Regions from separate parts of the Homo sapiens genome. Here region 2 is linked to region 1. A link is a loop called in an ENCODE intact Hi-C map of the cell type or tissue named here. Cell type or tissue: Caco-2. All regions are shown on one strand. Each heading gives the region's core, and the rest is flanking DNA. Links, peaks and the distances in the headings are about the cores only.

Region 1 (9,946 bases), core at 1,676-6,675:
GAGCCACCGTGCCTGGAAACAACTGTGTTTTTGATCTTTCTGTCTTCTATTAGCAGAGGCTTCCAAGAAGATGATACTCATGGAAACTGCACTAAGTTGCCCAGAAACTCATGTTCTTAAGTTATAGAGTCATAGTCATTTGAAGCTGGAGAAAACCTTAGAGATGAACCTTCTTACTTTCTTTAAGTCTAGTAACAGTTGTTGCTGACCAGTAGCATGTATTTAGAAGGATGAAAAGACAATTACACAAATACTGTAGTATAAAGGGAAATTATTTATGATCAAAGGGCTATGCAAATTTAGAGGAGAGAAATTATAGGCAATTAATTATAGGGTTCAGGAAAAGCTGAAATCCTTCCAGGGTTTTGTAAATATTAGAAACAGAGTATGTAAATCATCTAGCATAGTGTTTAGCACTGAGTGGCTCTGAATAAAAGGCAATTTATTTTATTATGGAGAAGGTGACATTTGATATGGAGCTTGGAAAATGGAATTCATGTGGATAGAATAGAGGAGGAGGAAAGGTGTTGAGATGTTGGGGGAGATGATGGGATCAAAAGCACAGGATGGGAGAGGCGGTGGGGGGCAGATATTCAGTGAATGGTAATAGTTCAGCTTGGCTGGTGTGAAGAAGAAATGTGGAAAAATAAAACAAATTATGCGGGAAAAGTGAAGCAGTTGATGGGATAAAAGTCCTTTCTTGCCGCAGTGAGCACAGTGACATGATCTCTTGCTTAAGGAAGAGATAATTTAGGAGTTGTGTGTTGAATGCACAGGAAAAGGGAAATATTGAGACATACATTTGTGAAAATGCTATTAGATTTTTCCAAGTAAGAGATACTGCTCTAGGATAGTGGTGAAGGCAGTAAAAAGCAAATGATGGATTTGCGAGGTAATGTGATAGTCAAAACTACGGAATATAGTAACTGACTGGATCTAAGAGGAGAAAGAAAAAGGATTCAAAAGCGAAGACTGGGCCCGGCACGGTGGCTCACGCCTGTAATCCCAGCACTTTGGGAGGCTGAGGAGGGCAGATCAACTGAGGTCAGGAGTTTGAGACCAGCCTGGCCAACCATGGCCAACATGGTGAAACCCCATCTCTACTAAAAATACAACATTTAGCTGGGCCTGTGTGTGGGTGCCTGTAATCCCAGCTACTCCAGAGGCTGAGGCTGGAGAATCGCTTGAACCCAGGAGGCAGAGGTTGCAGTGAGCCGAGATCGCACCATTGCACTCCAGCCTGGGTGACAGAGCGAGACTCCCTCTCAGAAAAAAAAAAAAAAACCAAAGATTGTTTTCAAGCTTGCATGACTGGTAGGATGGTGATCGCAGTAGCAGTGATGGGGAAGCCAGGAGTACGATGTGTTTTATTTGGGGGTGAGCTGGGGAGGGTAGGCACTGAGTTTAGATTCAAGTCCATTGTGATGCAGGCATCTGTCCAACAGGCATCCCTGTGTTCTTTCCCCAGGCGGCGCCTCCCTTTCCACTGCTGATGCTCACACAGCTCTGCAAATAGTGTCCACCCTCAGTTGTTGTGTTAGAGGAAGTCACAGCCCTGCTTTGCTTTATTTCTTTATTTTTCATTTCTCTTGTGCCTCTAAATGAAGCTCTTGGAAACACTTCTGTTCCATCCATTGTGCCTGGGCTAAACTGTCTCAGGTCCCTTAATTTCTCTGCTTTTTCCCAAAAACACTTTTTTTTTCCTCCCACTGAGACAGGAAGTCAGGGCTTGGCATCCTCCCCAAAACAGGCTTCAATACCAGGTCACGGGCTGGGTTCCAGGTTGCTCCTTAGAGCCTTCCTAGAGACAGGTTACTACCCTCCTCCCCCACCGCCTGCCCCCGACCTCTCTGTGAGTGCAGAAATACCTTGGGGAACAAGTGGGCTCTTACAAGGAGTTCCTGCCTCCCTTAGAGACACCTATTCTTGTATCCCCCCAAGTTCTATCTTCCATTCTCTGTAGTTTCCTGTCAGATGGTTTCAAAATATGAAACAGCCTTTTTCTTTTCTTTTGAGATGGAGTCTCGCTCTGTCACCCAGGCTGGAGTGCAGTGGCGCGATCTCAGCTCACTGCGACCTCTGCCTCCTGGGTTCAAGGCATTCTCCTGTCTCAGTCTCTGGAGTAGCTGGGATTATAGGCGTGTGCCACACCGGCTGATTTTTCTGTATTTTTAATAGAGACGGGGCTTCACCATGTTAGCCAGGCTGGTCTCAAACTTCTGACCTCAGGTGATCCGCCTGCCTCGGCCTCCCAAAGTGCTGGGATTACAGGCATGAGCCACCAAACCCGGCCTCCCTGTTTATTTTCTAATTCTCTAATTCCCTGTTTATTTACCAAAATTGATTAGCAGCCAATCTGTGGGAAGGAAAATGGCTTCCGGTATTCTTGCTTTCAGGGAAATGAGATGAAGAAGAATGGAGCAGGGGAGATTGTGCTTCATTCTGCAGCAAGGCTGCTTGGGCTGAGACTGCTGGGGAGGAGCCCTCAGAGGCATCTGAAACGGCCTTGGCAAGTGTTATATCAGTGGGAAAATTATAACAGTAAGCTAAACTAACCCTCCCTGGATCTTCCCTTTCCCTTAATTATTCCTGGGCTATTGGGCCAAGCTAACTTTGGAAGACATTTAGGTTACAGTTTAAATGATAACAGGCCTTGCCCAAAACTCAACCGCTTTTGCAAAGCTAATGGGAGGCCATCAGGCTGGGAAGGAGAGACTAAATCCTGGTAAGGCACAGGCATAAGCCATTGTCAGCCATTACTCCAAGGTTATAAGATATGCAACTTCCAGGCCGGGTGCGGTGGCTCATGCCTGTAATCCCAGCACTTTGGGAGGCCAGAGTGGGTGGACTGCTTGAGTCCAGGAGTTTTGAGACCAGCCTGGGCAACATGGCCAAACCCTATCTCCACTAAAAATGCAAAAATTAGCCAGGCATGGCGGCCCAGCCTGTAGTCCCAGCTACTTGGGGGGCTGAGGTGGGAGGATCACCTGAGCTTGGAAAGTCGAGGCTGTTGTGAGCCATGATTGCACCACTGCACTCCAGCATGGGTGACAGAGTAAGACCCTGTCTCTAAAAAAAAAAAATAAGATATGCAACTTCCCTAGTTATTCCTGCAAATAACACTATTGTAGAACCTAAGATTGGCCCTTTGAGCTATCTTTCCAGGTTTTTTTTTTTTTTTTTTTTGAGATGGAGTGTCTCTCTGTCGCCAGGCTGGAGTGCAGTGGCACAATCTTGGCTCAGTGCAACCTCCGACTCCCCGGTTCAAGTGATTCTCCTGCCTCAGCCTCCTGAGTAGCTGGGACTACAGGCATGTGCCACCACACCCAGCTAATTTTTGTATTTTTAGTAGAGACAGGGTTTCACCACGTTGGCCAAGATGGTCTCAATCTCCTGACCTCGTGATCCGCCCACCTCGGCCTCCCAAAGTGATGGGATTACAGGTGACAGCCACCGTGCCCAGCCAGGTTTTTTTTTTTTTTGAGATAGTCTTGCTCTGTCACCCAGGCTGGAGTGCAGTGGCTCGATCTCCTCTCACTGCAACCTCCGCCTCCCAGGTTCCAGTGATTCTCCTGCCTCAGCCTCCCGAGTAGCTTTTTTTTTTTTTTTTTTTTTGTATTTTTAGTAGAGACAGGATTTCACCATGTTGGTCAGGCTGGTCTCGAACTCTTGGCCTCAAGTGATCCACCCGCCTCAGCCTCCCAAAGTGCTGGAATTACAGGTGTGAGCTACCACGCCCAGCCTCCTCCTGCCCAATTTTATGTGGCTTCCAGGATGTCTGGTTCTCCCATTATCCTGTAAGCTCTTTGACATCAAGTACCATTCATTGCTGCCTTCTCATAGTACTCAGCCCAGGGTCTCACACTGCAGGTGTTCAATTAATATTTGTTGAATTTATCTGAGTGTAACCCACACGCTCATTTTTACCAATGAGCAAACTAAGACCCAGGGGTAAAAGAGACAGCCCAAGGTCCTACAACTCATTTAGCGGCAGAAATAACCCATATAATAACCCATCCTCCCAGAATTACTATAAAGCAGCTTTAGAATAGCTGGGAAATTCACTGGTTTGCACTGTACTAAGCTAAGCTTTGTTAAGAAGGAGCTTTGTAAGAAGGAGCTCTGGCTTAACCCTGATCACTTTCCACCGGACACAAAAATGCTCAAATGAAACCAGTGCCCTACATTCCAGGCAGAGCTAGAGAACCCAGCACCAATTTAGTGCATACAATAGATACTTAAACATTCAATAACAAATGCCAAGAGCCAGCTATGAAAGTTGCCAATTTAAGCCACTAGAGGGAATCAAAGGCTCAGATTCGTCTGATGTCCCCAAAAAACTGGAACATTGTGGCGGGTGGTGTGCTTTGACAGTCAGCCAAGTCCTATTTATACCATATCCAGAATTAAATACAGCAGTGCAGGGAGGAGCCCCTCTGTGAATACAAATGGCTTCATCAAGGCAGGGAGCCATGAGATCAGGGCGCATACACTTCTAGTCTTCCTTGAACTTCAGTTCGTTAGACTCCAGGAGGCCACTGAGATTTCTACAGATTTCTAAGGTCCTTCTCCTTCTGTCCCTTTTTTTTTCTTTCTTTCTTTCTTTTTTTTTACATTAAAGCTTTTACATTTTTTTACATTGCTCAAAGGGTCTTCTGTACTTTTTTTTCTTTTCTTTTTTAAACCCACCTAAGCAGAGAGGGGCCTGGGTTCTGTCTCTTTTTTTTTTTTTTTGAGACAGAGTGTCACTCTGTTGCCCAGGCTAGAGTGCAGTCGCGCAATCTCGGCTCACTGCAACCTCTGCCTCCCAGGTTAAAGTGATTGTTGTGCCTCAGCCTCCTGAGTAGCGGGGATTACAGGCATGCACCACCATGCCTGGCTAATTTTTGTATTTTTAGTAGAGACGGGATTTCACTGCGTTGGCCAAGCTGGTTTCAAACTCCTGACCTCAGGTGATCAGCCCGCCTCGGCCTCCCAAAGTGCTGGGATTACAGGCCTGAGCCACCATGCCTGGCTTTTTTTTTTTTTTTTTTTTTTTTTAATCCAGATTCTCCCTCTGTAGCCCAGGCTGGAGTGCAGTGCTGTGATCTCGGGTTCATGAGTAACTGGGATTACAGGGTTGCACCACCCACCGAGCTATTTTTTTTAGTAGAGATGGGGTTTCTCCATGTTGACCAGGCTGGTCTCAAACTCCTGGCCTCAAGTGATCTGCCCGCCTCAGCCTCCCAAAGTCTAGGATTACAGGCATGAGCCACCGCGCCCGGTCCTGGGTTCTATTTTTTTTTTCCCCAGACGGAGTCTCGCCCTGTTGCTCAGGCTGGAATGCAATGGCGTCATCTCAGCTCGCTGTAACCTCCGCCTCCCAGGTTCAAACGATTCTCCTGCCTCAGCCTTTCAAGTAGCTGGGATTACAGGCAGGCGCCACCATGCTCAGCTAATTTTTTGTATCTTTAGTAGAGACGGGGTTTCACCATGTTGGCCAGGCTCGTCTCGAATTCCTGACCCCTTATGATCCACCCGCCTCAGCCTCCCAAAGTGCTGGGATTACAGGTGTGAGCCACCGCGTCCGGCCTCTGTCTTTAACTCCAAGGCTTAGCAGTGCTCATGGGGGCTGCTGAGCTTGTCTGCCATCTGATGGGTGAGAGGAAAGGGGCAGTCTGACCATCCTGTGGCTAGCCTTGGATTGCGTGGGCACTGGAAGATTCATCTTTGTTAGGAAAGACTTTAGAGATCATCAGTTTAACTTATGAGGAGATTGCACCCCAGAGAATTGAGATGTCACGTCACAAAACTAATTAGTGGCAGAATTGCAAGTAAGGGAATAGTCTCTGCTAGGATTCTGTTGCAGCATTTACCTATGGGAAGAGGTGCTGAGTGGTGGCAGTGGTAAGGACTGCCTCCTTAGGCACAGGCAGAATGCCTTCAGGGAAGCCGCAAGCTCTCCCTAAGTGGGAGCTTTTGCATGCACCTCAGGCACTTATCAAAGGACCTCTGGGAGCTTGAGAAAATTACCTTCTGAGCCTTAGTGTTTCCATCCGCAAAATGGGAATTAAAGAAGACACTGAGGAAAGCAGCTAGCATTGTGAAAGCACATAGGAGTCTCCCATTAAAATGTTAGTTCTCTTCCCCTGCTCATCTCTGCTAGAAGGGACTTTTTCTCACATGACTGCTGCCTACACTCAATTAAGAGTAGTTTAAAGTTTTATCCTCTAAAAGGTATTTACATTTATTTCCTTCCCTTCCCTCCCTCCCTCCCTCCCTCCCTCCCTCCCTTCCTTCCTTCCTTCCTTCCTCTCTCTCTCTTTCTTTCTTCTTTTCTTTCTTTCTTTTTTTTTGAGATGGAGTCTTGCTCTGTCGCCCAGGCTGGAGTGCAGTGGCACAATCTTGGCTCACCACAACCTCCGCCTCCTGGGTTCAAGCGATTCTCCTGCCTCAGCCACGTGAATAGCTGGGATTACAGGCATGCGCCACCACACCTGGTTAATTTTGTATTTTTAGTAGAGACAGGGTTTTGCCACGTTTGTCAGGTTTGTCTCAAACTCCTGACCTCAGGTGATCTGCCTATCTTGGACTCCCAAAGTGCTGGGATTATAGGTGTGAGCCACTGTGCCAAGCCGTATTTACATTTTCTCATAGATTCTCCTGAACCTTAAGACCCCCTTCAAAGAGATGGGCAGGAGGAACTGTGGTTTTTGTTTGTTTGTTTTTTGTTTTTTTTTTTTTGAGACAATCTTGCTCTGTCACCCAGGCTGGAGTACAGTAGCGCAATCTCAGCTCACTGCAACCTCCGCCTCCCGGGTTCCAGCGATTCTTGTGCCTCAGCCTCCCGAGTAGCTGGGATTACAGGCCCACGCCACCACGCCTGGCTAATTTTTGTATTTTTAGTAGAGACGGGGTTTCACCATGTTGGCCAGGCTGGTCTCGAACTCCTGACCTCAGTGATCCACCCACCTCAGACTTCTGAAGTGCTGGAATTACAGCTGTGAGCCACCATGCCCTGCTATTATGAGATTTTATTGTGATTTTATTCTATTTTTTTTTTTAGCTCATCAGCTGTTGTTAGTGTATTTTATGTGTGGCCCAAGATAATTCTTCTTCTTCCAGTGTGGCTCAGGGAAGCAAAAAGATTGGACACTCTTGAACAGTTTATTAAATTTGTATGCCTTTTCTCCTATTAATCTGCCTCTTGTCAGTGCTTTTCAATGAACCTTCAGCGGGCAGACGGGAAGTTTTCCCTTCACCCCAGCTACATATATAATTCTGTAGGAGGTGTGTGTGTGTGTGTGTGTGTGTGTGTGTGTGTGTGTGTGTGCGCGCGCGCGCGCGCACGTGCCTGCCTTCCAGATTGTTTATGGAACACTGTATGCAGTTCAAGACACAGCATGATGCAATAGAAAGAGGATGAGCTTTGGAGTCTGAGAGGTCTGGACTTGAGTAGTGGCTGTAAGACCAATTAATTCCCTGATTGCTCCAAGTTGTTTACTTTTCCGTAAAAGGAAAATAAAAACATCAACTTTGGAAGTTATTGTAAGCATTACATATGATGCATGAAAGTGTCTAGCACTGGCGCATGGTATGTAGCACACACTCAGCAAATGGCAACTACTATTAATAATTGTACTTGTGGCTGGGTGCAGTGGCTCACGCCTGTAATCCCAGCACGTTGGGAGGTCGAGGTGGGCGGATCACGAGGTCAGGAGATCGAGACCATCCTGGCTAACACAGTGAAACCCCGTCTCTACTAAAAATACAAAAAATTAGCCCGGCGAGGTGGTGGGCGCCTGTAGTCCCAGCTACTCGGGAGGCTGAGGCAGGAGAATGGTGTGAACCCGGGAGGCGGAGCTTGCAGTGAGCCGGATTGAGCCACTGCACTCCAGCCTGGGCGACAGAGCGAGACTCCGTCTCAAAAAAAAAAAAAAATAATAATAATAATAATTGTACTTGCTGCATTTTTTTTTTTTGAGACAGGGTCTCAGATGCTCTTTCTGCCAGGCTGGAGTGCAGTGGCACAATCATAACTCACTGCAGCCTGAACTCCCTGGGCTCAAGTGATCCTCCCACCTCAGCCTCCCAAGTAGCTGGGACTATAGGCTTTCACCACCATGCCTGGCTAATGAAATTTTTTTTTTTTAATTTAGACGGAGTCTCACTCTGTCACCCAGGCTGGAGTGCAGTGGCGTGATCTCAGCTCACCGAAACCTCGGCCTCCTGGGTTCAAGCGATTCTCCTGCCTCAGCCTTGTGAATAGCTGGGATTATAGGCGCATGCCACCACATCTGGCAAATTTTCGTATTTTTAGTAGAGATGGGCTTTCACCGTGTTGGCCAGGCTGGTCTCAAAGTCCTGACCTCAGGTGATCCTCCCACTTCAGCCTCCCAAAGTGCTGGGATTACAGGTGCGAGCCACCGCACCTGACCTAAATTTTTTTTTTTTTTTTTTTCAGAAACAGGGTTTCACTATGTTGCCCAGGCTGGCCTCAGGCTCCTGAGCTCAAGCAGTCCTCCCGCCTCGGCCTCTGAAAGTGCTGGGATCACAGGCATGGGCCACCACCGTGTTGCATTTTGAAAGACAGGGAAAACCAGAAAACATACCACATGGACAAACCAGGATTGTGAAAAGTTTGGAAGTCATTTTGCTTCATCACTGTTAGCATTTGGCTATATTTGCTCGCTTTTGTGTGCTCTCTCCTATTTTTTTTTTGTTGTACCAGTTGAAATCAAGTTGTGGATGGCATGACACTAAGTCTAAATGTTGCAGTGCACATCTCCTAAAAATAAGCATGTTATTCCTCACAACAACAGCCATCTTAGCACACCTAAGAAAATTGATAATATTGTAGAGAAGGTCATTCCTGACGAGCAATTAAGGAAGACTGCAGTGAGTAAGGATGGAGGTAGTTCTGGAGAGACAGGCATGTTTTTACCACACAGAGGGAGGGAAAAGAATTCTAGACGGAGGGAGCACCTGGAAGCTAATGGCACCACCTGTCCTCTCCGATCAGCTCCCCCTAGCCTCCCTTGTCACGAACTAGTGAAGTTCCTCTGCCATTTGCTTTCCCAATCCCACACCCAGCCCAACCCCAGAACCTCTCCAGTCCACTCCTTTTATGAGAGTCTTCAGAAGAAGAAGACCATATTTACTATGAGCTGCTAAATCCCTGACATTTTACTGTCTTTTTAAATACAAACATATATTTGGTACTTAAACAGTTTAAAGCCTAAAGCCAAAGGAATGAAGCTTGCAAGTTATCAGTGGAATTTCAGACATCTGGGAGTCAATACAGTGCCTAGTTATCTCCTCCCACCCCTCCAAGGAGGATATTTGTTCCTAGAGTCCTTAATATTAGGGGTGTGGATACAAGGACCCAGGTGACAGCCTGAGCTTTGGGCTTCAGTCAGGGGGGCCGGATATTGAGCTTCTACCTCCTTCCCAGCCTGTGGGTTGGTTTTAGGGGAGGAGAAGGATGGGGAAAGGGAATGAGGGAAAAGGGAGAAGGTGAGGGAAAGGAAAGGAAGAGGAAGGGAAGTGGGGGATGGGAGAAGGAAAAAGGAGGAGAGTGGGAGGGAGGAGAATGAGGAAAAGGGAGAACCTGACACTGATGGAAGATAGTTGGAGAAGTTTTCAGATTAAACACAAACTGATTAAAAATGATCAACTTGGCTGGGCGCGGTGGCTCATGCCTGTAATCCCAGCACTTTGGGAGGCTGAGGCGGGCGGATCACCTGAGGTCGGGAGTTCGAGACCAGCCTGACTAGCATGGAGAAGGAGAAACCCTGTCTCTACTAAAAATACAAAATTAGCAGGTTGTGATGGCGCATGCCTATAATCCCAGCTACTTGGGAGGCTGAGGCAGGAGAATCGCTTAAACCCAGGAGGCGGAGGTTGCAGTGAGCCAAGATCACGCCATTGTACTCCAGCCTGGGCAACAAGAGTGAAACTCTGTCTC
Region 2 (9,946 bases), core at 2,196-7,195, 300 kb after region 1:
CCCCAAAGGCAATCATTCCTCTGGCTCTTAAATAAATCATTTCCTGGGCCGGGCACGGAGGCTCACGCCTGTAATCCCAGCACTTTGGGAGGCCGAGGCTGGTGGATCACTTGAGGTCAGGAGTTTAAGACCAGCCTGACCAACATGGTGAAACCCTGTCTCTACTAAAATTACAAAAAAATTAGCCAGGCGTGATGGTGCATGCCTGTAGTCCCAGCTACTCAGGAGGCTGAGGCAGGAGAATTGTTTGAACACAGGAGATGGAGGTTGCAGTGAGCTGAGATCATGCCATTGCACTCCAGCCTGGGCAACAAGAGCTAAACTCAGTCTCAAAATAATGATGATGATGATGATAATAATAATAATAATAATAATAATAATAATAATAATAATAATTTCGTCTCTTGTTGTTAGGCTTTTTTTGTTTTTTGTTTTAGTTTTTTGTTTGTTTGTAAAATTGTTTTAAGACAGAGTCTTACTCCATCACCCAGGCTGGAGTGCAGTGGCAGCAATCTCGGCTCACTACAACCTCTGCCTCCCGGGTTCAAGCAGTTCTCCTGCCTCAGCCTCCCGAGTAGCTGGGATTACAGGCATGCACAACCACGCTCAGCTAATTTTTGTATTTTTAGTAGAGAGGGGGTTTCGCTACGTTGGTGAGGCTAGTCTCGAACTCCTGACCTCAGGTGATCTGCCCGCCTTGGCCTCCCAAAGTGCTGGGATTACAGACGTGAGCCACCGCGCCCGGCCTGCTTGTCATTAGTTTTATCACCCAACCGTGACTCTCCTGGCATTTTAGCCTAGTCTTTGCCACTTAGAAAAAGAAAAAATTGACGCATCTTGTAAGTTGCTTTAACTCTACAAGTTCACCTTACGTGTCTTTCTTTTTGTTAACCTTATTTTTTTGAAAGAACCTAGGACATTTGACTTACAGTGTTTCTCACTGTTTGGAACTTGCTGATTTCATCCTCAGAGTGCAGTTTGACATGTTCTCTGTCCCTTTTATTCCTTGCAAATTGGTTGCTGAATTCAGAAGTTTTATCTGCCTAGGTCTAATCTTTTTGGCAGGATTGCACACAATGTTATATTCTCTCATTGAGAAGCACGTAATGCCTGATTGTCTCTCTTTTTGTGGCGTGAGCAGTGATTACTGTTCCATGTGTAGATTCATCAATTCACTAGATGTTGCAAAACAGTAATCTTCTATCATTTCTTTTTTATTAATTTGTGGGAATACTTTTCAAAGAGGTACCTCTCTTCAGCAAGTATCTGATTCCTCACTATTGTGGTCGATATGGGAAAGCAAGAACAAATGCTTGATTCATTTCCTTTATTTGACTGTTTTCAATAGAATAAATTAGTTTCTGAACAACTGAAAAGACCATTGAAGGTAACTGATCAATTGTTGTTTTTAAAATCTAATCTCACATTTTAAAATTGAGATAAATGAGAGCCAGAGATGTTAAGCACTTAAGATCACACAGCACTTTGGTGGCAGAGCTAGGGTTAGGGTAGTACTCTTCTGCCTCCCAACTTCATTCTAATCTTCTCCTTTTGGAGCAGAACCCCAGACCTGGAACTCTAGTGTCAAAAATCATTCATGAGAAAATCTGAAATGGGTGATAAAAATTCAAAGCATTACTCAACTTCGTCTGCTGTTTCATGGCCTTCACTGCGCAGCCTTGCAGGCAAGTCGATACTCATCGTTAAGAGACAAACGCAGCCTGCAGCTTTTGCAGTGCTCATGAGAGGGGCTCAGCTGCCAACCTTAGAAATTCCGCCTGTTGTCAGGGGGTCGTGGGAATGTGCCCAGGTTGCTGTAGGGAGGTTTTCAGCCCTGGCTACCACAAAGCACTCTCTTGCCAAATCCTGTCTTGCTGATTTTCAGCAGGAAAATGGGAAGTCAGAGAAGAAAGCTTCAACCTGTCAGTCAGAAGGGAAATAGCCAAGAAACTGTCTTCTCACCATATTAACTATGTTAGCAAGAGACAGAGAGAGAGAGAGAGGGAGAGAATTTGGTAGAAGTTGGGGGAAGAGATGGTGGAGAAAATTATCAAACAGTTAAAAAGAAGGGAGAGTATGTTGTAATCATGTGTGCATGTGTGTGTGTGTGTGTGTGTGTGTGTGAAAGAGAGAGAGAGAGAGACTGCCTACAGCCTTAAGACTGTCTAGCAGTCCATCTGTTCACACCTACTTATGTAGCTGGTGACCTCAGACCCAACCACTTGTCCTGCTCTGACCCTTCTCTGCTCTTCATCTGGCTGCCACCATCCTCCCCCCTCGAAGGCTCCCAGGGTAAGGGGAGAGTGACGGCAGTGGAGAGGGGCCAGCGGGAGATAAAGACTTGCTATTTTATGTAGAGATGCAAATCCCTGCTAACTTGTGGGTTAGAGAACCAGTCAAGGACGGGCACAAGGCTGCTGCGGATAACTTGGGTCTGTGTTTGAGATGCACTGTTGTGGTTACCCTGGCTGGAAATGAGAGTTGCTTGGACTGGACTCTTGCAAGTTAGATGAAACTTGACAGTGGGAGATACGGCCTGTACCAAGTCAGAGAATTAGGAACTTTGGGCCAACAGGTCCCCAAAAGCTGATCACTCTCGTTCTCTTTATGGGCAGAAGATTCTGGAGGACTTTAGCCCTGTACAAGGGGAGAGGGCATAGTAGGCAAGATGCTATAGTGAAGTGTTTTGAAATTTAAGGATGTAAAATGAATTTAGGGAGTTATGAGCACAATATTATGAAAAATTAAATAGAATATACTGTACATCAGACCAGGTTGCTTTACATGGAGAAGGTGAGTGTTGTTTCTTAAATTCTTTTTCAGTATTTTGTGTGCACACTTGTTTGCATGTGCATGTATATATACTGGGTTACATCGTGCTTCTTATTGTGGGTCACAGTCAAAAACTGAACATTATTCCTTTTTTTTTTTTTTTTGAGACAGAGTCTTGCTCTGTTGCCCAGGCTGGAGTGCAGTGATGCGATCTCAGCTCTCTGCAACCTCTGCCTCCCGGGTTCAAATGATTTCTGGCTAATTTTTGAATTTTGAGTAGAGACGGGTTTTCACTATGTTGGCCAGACTGGTCTCGAACTCCTGACTTCAAGTGATCCTCCTAAAGTTCTGGGATTACAGGTGTGAGCTACTGTACCCAGCCCATTGTTGCTTTTTTTTTTTTGAGACGGAGTCTCACTCTGTCACCCAGGCTGGAGTGCAGTGGCACGATCTCAGCTCACTGCAACCTCCACCGACTGGGTTCAAGTGATTCTCCCGCCTCAGCCTCCCGAGTAGCTGGGACTACAGGCATGTGCCACCACACCCAGCTAATGTTGGTATTTTTAGTAGAGACGGGGTTTCACCATATTGTCCAGGCTGGTCTCGAACTCCTGACCTTGTGATCCACCTGCCTTGGCCTCCCACAGTGCTGGGATTACAGGTGTGAGCCACTCTGCCGGGCCCATTGTTGTTTTTTAAAGAAATTGTTAGGGGTGAAGAATTGGATTCACTCTGGGCTCTGCCACTACATAGCTCTGTGATCTATGGAGTGTTATTGTTTAACTTCTCTGAGCTTCATTTTACTCATTTATGAAGTAAATGAATGACAATGAAGACTTCCAGCCCTCACATTTTATATTTTTTAAGATAAATGAGAATTCAACTCTCTTTTAAGGGCTCTCAAGGGAGGAGATGACATTTTCTCCAAACAAGGACTAACTAGTACCAATATACAATAATTGTCATCAGAAACACCTCTTTATCTTCAGGCTCAGTTCATTCATTCGTTCATGCACCAAATATATATCAATGTGCCAGACACTGTTTCAGGTGCTGGGAAGTCAACAGTGGAATAAAACATGCAGATCCCTGCACCTGTGGTATTTACCCTAAAACTCCCTGTGGCAGTTTAGGTTTCTTTTTCACTTACCACATGTTTAAAATGAAACAAAAATGAAAGCCTTCTGTAGGCTTGAGAGAATGGTTATTGTTTTTTCAATAATTGCTTTGTATCTTCAGTTTGTCTTTCCATAAAATGGGAATGTAATCATGGAATGCTAGCAATACAAAATTTGAAGGCTTCTACAGGTCTATAACACTCAGAAAGGTGAGCTGATCTGAAAATCCCAAACAAATGGAAAGCTGAACATTCCAGACTGGAAATTATTACTTCCTTTGAATTTTTTTTTTTTCCCGGGGAACTCTCGAAACCACAGACCATTCACTGAAAGGCAGTTCACATTAAAAGCTTCCGTTTTGGCTTCTTGACATATCCGTCTGCTCTCAGGAAACGGATGAGAAACTTCCTCAGGGAACTTTGGGAAGGGGCTGGCATGTTTCTGGCCCACAGACCCAGGACTCTCTTGTTTGGATCAGGTGAAACCTGCAGGCTCTTGGCTTCCAGGGTGCTTAAATTGAAAGCCTTAGGAAAGCTGTGGGGACTTGGACATCTGGAATCATCCTGGCCACCAGAGGGCATTAGGAACCTGTTGGTCACACCACCAGGTGATCTGCCATTTCTGTCTGGGTTATAGCTTGGCAGTTTTACACGGGGTTAGTTTCATGACCTTTTCAGAGCATGAGGGGCCAAATCAGAGTCCCAGAATGCTGAAGAAAATCAAATTGACAGGCTTAGGCTTATCTCTGTCATCTCCCCAAATTAAACGTGCAGGTGCATTCATTGATTAACAGGTAACCACTGAATGCTGCTTGTGTACTGCCTGTAAACTAAGCTCTGCAAATACAACCTTCAAAAAAGCAAAGCCTCAGCTCCCCAGGGGCTCACAGTCTAGGCTTTTCCATAGACAATAGGCAAATGGCTCATTGCCCACTAAGGGAACTCCACAGGGTCCTGAATCTAAAGTGATGAGGTTTTTTGTTATGATGAGGTGAAGCCTCTGGGGGTTAGGATCATCATCTTGACACTTTCAAACGAGATAATGTAGATGTCTGTGAATGGGATTAGGAAAGTGGCCTTTTGGAGCCTTTAGCATTGTAGCTAAACTTTAGAACACCAGTGTGGGGCTGACTGTGTAGCCTAATGGTAAATCCTAAGCCAGGAGTCACTGTCCCACTGTGTAAACTTGACGGAATAATCAGCTTTTGTGGACTTAACGCTTTCTCAGCCACTCTCAGAAAAGGTCAGGACTCTACGACTGTCACACAATAGAAAATGAAGTGAAATGGAAAGGAATTCTAACATGGCATTACACTGGTGGAGAAAACCAGTTGGGATTTTTCTGGCCCTTCGTTATGTTTTTACAGCTATTTGTTTGCATGGCTGATAACCCCCCTCACCCTGCATTGTTCTTACTTTGTGTAGACACAGGATCTAGGTTATGTTAAAACGAGTACTGGAACGCAGAAGTCACTAATTGCCCAACCAAAGGATCAGAATTCTATTTTATTTTTCACAGTAACTTGGATGAGTTGATGTGTAAATGGATGGCATGTTACAGCTCACTGTTTTCTAAGAAAACAGCAGAATTGAATGAAGATAAATTCTGAGACTCCCTCCCTTTCCTCCACAGCCCTTGAGCCAGAGGGTGTTGTCCATAGGAAAGACTGAAGAAGTTTGGCAAGACTACCTATGTGCTTAGGCACTCATGGGTAGTGAGCATTCAGACATAAGTGGAATTCACTAGGATGTACTGGGACTCTGGTAGGACAATTTGAATTATCTCTAAATTGCGCTAAGCATGAATTCATGCAGGATAACTCTGCCTCCTAACGCTGATGCTGACCCAGCCTGTCAATATTTACATTTTTGTGTTTTTCTAAGCTAGACCTCTGAAGCTGAAAGCAGAATGCTGCTTCTACCCTCCAGATAAAGTACAATATCTATTGTTTCAGAAGACTAGATGCCATAGGACAAGAATTGAGCTGTTGTATTACACTTGCCCTCTTTTTTATGTTATTATTATTTACCCAGAGACAACGCTGATTAATCTTTACCAAGAACAATAGGAAAAGAAATATGATTACATAGTTTGTTTTTTTAGGTAGTAAAAAGACTTTGACCTGGAATTAAGGAGACTTAGATTCTCAACGCAGTTCTTTGTTTTATCACATAACTGCTGTGCCAGTGCTTTTGATAATTATGGTAATTTGGAAGGAGCACACCTGGCTGGAAATCCTGCCTTTGCCTCTTACTATGCGACTCATGCAAATTGTATAATTTCTCTGGTCCTCTTTTCTCATCTACAAAGTAGCATCCCACCTATCCCACTTCCCTTATTGAGTGTTATATGTGTAGCAGTGTTTTAATCTCAAAGGGCTGTGTACATACAGACGTTGGCGTTTATGTTGGTAACTGTGCCGCAGTCATCTCATCTGATCTCTAAAATGCCCCACTCTTGCTCCCCTGACACTGCTGAGAACTTGCATATCTTAGCTGGGACACTTCTGGTGTCTGTCTTTCCTGCCCTTCGCTGTCTTGAAGCCCAAACAGAAGTTTCTGAGAACGAGACTGCAATTGTCAATTATTCGTCTTTGGTTTTTAAAATGTGCCCACCATCCAGTCCCCTGGGTGCTCGTTACCACAGCACAGCCTAATTACCTGTAGACAGATGAGACATGCTTGAAACTCTGCGACTTCTGCCTGCAGCCAGCATGGGTTCCTGCAAACAAGGGCCTGTGAAAAATAAAGAAGGGCTTTATTTCTGCTTTCAAAGTCTGTGACTTAGGTGCCTGAAAATATAGTTCAAACAAACTAACAACAAAACCCACAACAAGCAGCTCAAAGCAAGAGGCTTTAGAACATTTAAAGAAAGTGTTCTTTCTCCAAAGGTGTAGTGAGTGCTCGCCTCACGCTTTCCTTTAGTGGCGAACAATAGTTCCGTAACTTAGCCTCACTGAGGTCCAATTAGTCCAAATTGTGGTGGAGTTGGACTTATGGAGTCACAAGATCAGATTTTGGAAATGTGTTCTCCATCTCTGCCTTGTGCCTTTCCCTTTCTGACCCCCTGTGCCAGACAGGCTGATCCTAATCAGCACAGGGAGGCCTGCAGGCGGCTGAGACTATGAGGTTTATGATTATGAGGTCAGGGACCAGCAACTCAGGACTCATAGAAGAGAAGATTTTGGGACAAGAAAAAAGGAGCTTATAAAAGCAAAAACAAAAACAAAAACAAAAAAACAGAAACAAAAACAAACAAAAAACAAACAAACAAAAAAACCAGATGCCAAAAAAAAAAGTGTGTGTGTTGGGGAATCTTACTGAGAAGAGAGAGAAAGAAACAGAGGAGGAAGGGGAAGTGAAAATGTTATGATGGGGTGGAAGGGAGGAAGATAGGATCTGGAGAGAAGCAGAAGATTTCTTGCCCCAAACTCCTGAGAGAGAGCAAAAACAAATACTTTTGAGCAAAATCAGTTGTCCCCAGATGTCCTTAGATGCTCCATCGGTGACTCCGATACTGCCAGGGAGTCCCACCTGCAGAATCACGGTTCTCTGCCTACACAAGACCCTGGAACCAGTCCCCTTCTGTTTGTCCCTGCTCCACCCGCCAGTAGCACCTGCAGACCACATCCCCTAAGAGCAGTGCAGCCATGTCTTCTTCTTGAGAGCTGGAAGAGCACATGCTTCCTGAGGGTTTGAGGAAAGACAAAGAAGATCTAGAAAGAAGATGCTGGCAAAGAGAACTTCCAGATCACTTTACGTAGGGAGAGGCTGTGCTAGAGTGAAGAGAGCAGACAGTGTGTCATTAGAAGACATGAGATCAGGCCCACACTCTGCCACTTAATTACCAAGTGACTTCTAGGCAAGCTTTATTTTATTTATTTATATTTACCTGTAAGACACCTCTCCATCTTCATGCCTACCTAATGGTTTGAGAAAATGGATGAAACCCCCAAAGTGCCTTGTATACCTCTGATAGCACATCTCACTGCCTCATGGTTAAATATTTGAATAACTTATCTTCTTTTTTTTTTTTTAAGACGGAGTCTTGCTCTGTCACCCAGGCTGGAGTGCAGTGGCATGATCTCGGCTCACTGCAAGCTCCACCTCCCGGGTTCATGCCATTCTCCTGCCTCAGCCTCCCGAGTAGCTGGGACTATAGGCGCCCGCCACCACACCCGGCTAATTTTTTGTATATTTAGTAGAGACGGTATTTCACCGTGTTAGCCAGGATGGTCTCGATCTCCTGATCTCGTGATCCGCCCCCCTCAGCCTCCCAAAGTGCTGGGATTACAGGTGTGAGCCACCGCACCCGGCAACTTATCTTCTTTAGTAGGTTATGTGTTCATTGAGGGCAGGATGCTTACAGATTTATCACCTACCATGGTGCCTGGCATATAGCAGGTATAATAAATATCTGCAACAGATAGCTAATAATTAAATAAATGAGGAAGATGATGGCTTTGGGAATCCTGGTAGGTAGAGCTCTCGAAATCATAATGTCAGCTCTGGAACAAATCTGGTATTATTTAGGTTTGATGTAGCAGTTGTGGGCTTGGTATTATTGGCTTAAGTTACATTCCCCCAGAGATTTAGAAATACCCAATGACCACTTGCACATTCCTGATTTTTTCATTTTCAATTAAGGAATTAATTTAATTTTGCCATTTTATCATTATTATTTTTTGAGGCAGGGTCTTGCTCTGTCACACAGGCTGGAGTGCAGAACATGGCTCACTGCAGCCTTGACTTCCAGGGCTTCAGTGATCCTCCCACCTCAGCCTCTCTACTAGCTGGGACTACAGGTGTGCACCACCATGCTTGGGTAATTTTTGTATTTTTTTGGTAGAGATGGGGTTTTGCCATATTGTCAGGCTGGTCTTGAACTCCTGGGCTCAAGCAATCCGCCTGCCTCACCCTCCAATTTTGATGTTTTTTAGGTTAAAAATATTTTATTATTTTGAAAACAATTATTATGAACAAGTGAAATCTATAATGATACTACTTAATACAACATAGAAAATTATGTTATATATAAATACATGTGTTGTATATATATGTAATACATATACATACACAGAGATACATAATGTGGTAAGTGTATGTGTATTTTTATTCCACTTCCAGCAAATGTATGCAAAAGTTATCATAAACTAGTTAATATACAGTGGATATATGTTTATATTTGTAATTAGTTGCATTTCTTTTTTAGTGGAAATATAACAATTTCCTTAGTCATTTTGTTATTTGGTGTTTTGATTGTTGTCAACTTTTCACTTAAATAAACATTTTCTCTTGCAGAATAAATAATAATTATTGCTGTTAAAGAAAAACTAAAGCCATTTGTTGTGTGCCTATCATGTGCAAGGCACTGTACTTGACACTTTACCTGTGGTGTATCAGTTAATGTTCACAATGCATGATGTGCATATTATTTTTCCTCTTTCATGCAGAAAGAGACTAAGCCCAGAGAAGTCAGTAGTTCAGCTAAATCACACAAGCCAGTGAATACAGAGTACAGAGCCAGGATTCATGCTCAGGTCTGCCTAACTCCAATGCCCCCACTCCTCCAAACTACAACACTCTTAGGAGCAGGATTGTAAGGTCAAAAGATATCACTAGTTTTATGGTTCTAACTACATTTTCCCACATTGCTTTCCAAAAATGTTGTGCTGATATAGAAAACCCAGCCCTGAAAACATAACATTTTCTCCATAATTTTGTCTGATTTCATATTTTAAGCTAAGAAACCCTAAAGACCCATATGCCCTCTCTTCATTTTTTAATAAAAAAAAACTAAAGTTTTTATTTTTGAGATGGAGTTTTGCTCTTGTGGCCCAGGCTGGAGTGCAGTGGCGCGATCTCGGCTTACTGCAACGTCTACCTCCTGGGTTCAAGTGATTCTCCTGTCTCAGCCTCCCGAGTAGCTGGGAATACAGGCACATGTCATCACGCCCGGCTAATTTTTGTATTTTTAGTAGCGATGGGGTTTCATCATATTGGTCAGGCTGGTCTCGAACTCCTGACTTCAGGAAATCCATCCACCTCGGCCTCCCA

What was found. A loop is a pair of places that touch in the nucleus more often than their neighbours do. Peaks named below come from ENCODE experiments on the same cell type or tissue, not always from the same donor. Only the 100,000 strongest peaks of a DNase experiment are listed, where the experiment ranks them.
Region 2: it touches region 1 in a loop (7-fold over the local background); 5 of 110 quality-filtered maps call a loop at or near these places.

Annotation. Positions count from the first base shown.
Region 1 is chr11:123,099,114-123,109,059 of GRCh38, forward strand. All of the region lies in intron 1 of CLMP (CXADR like cell adhesion molecule), which reads right to left. Among named protein-coding and RNA genes, the nearest start is that of HSPA8, 42 kb to the left of the region's middle. In Caco-2, for the core only: CTCF peaks have their summits at 4,299 (motif pointing right) and 4,506; a DNase peak (open chromatin) is centred at 4,308.
Region 2 is chr11:123,403,097-123,413,042 of GRCh38, forward strand. It overlaps a transcript of GRAMD1B not described here. Among named protein-coding and RNA genes, the nearest start is that of GRAMD1B, 22 kb to the right of the region's middle. RefSeq lists enhancers at 2,118-2,634, 2,437-2,526, 4,385-5,293, 6,314-6,493. In Caco-2, for the core only: a CTCF peak has its summit at 4,463 (motif pointing right); a DNase peak (open chromatin) is centred at 4,475; H3K27me3 peaks cover 356 bases.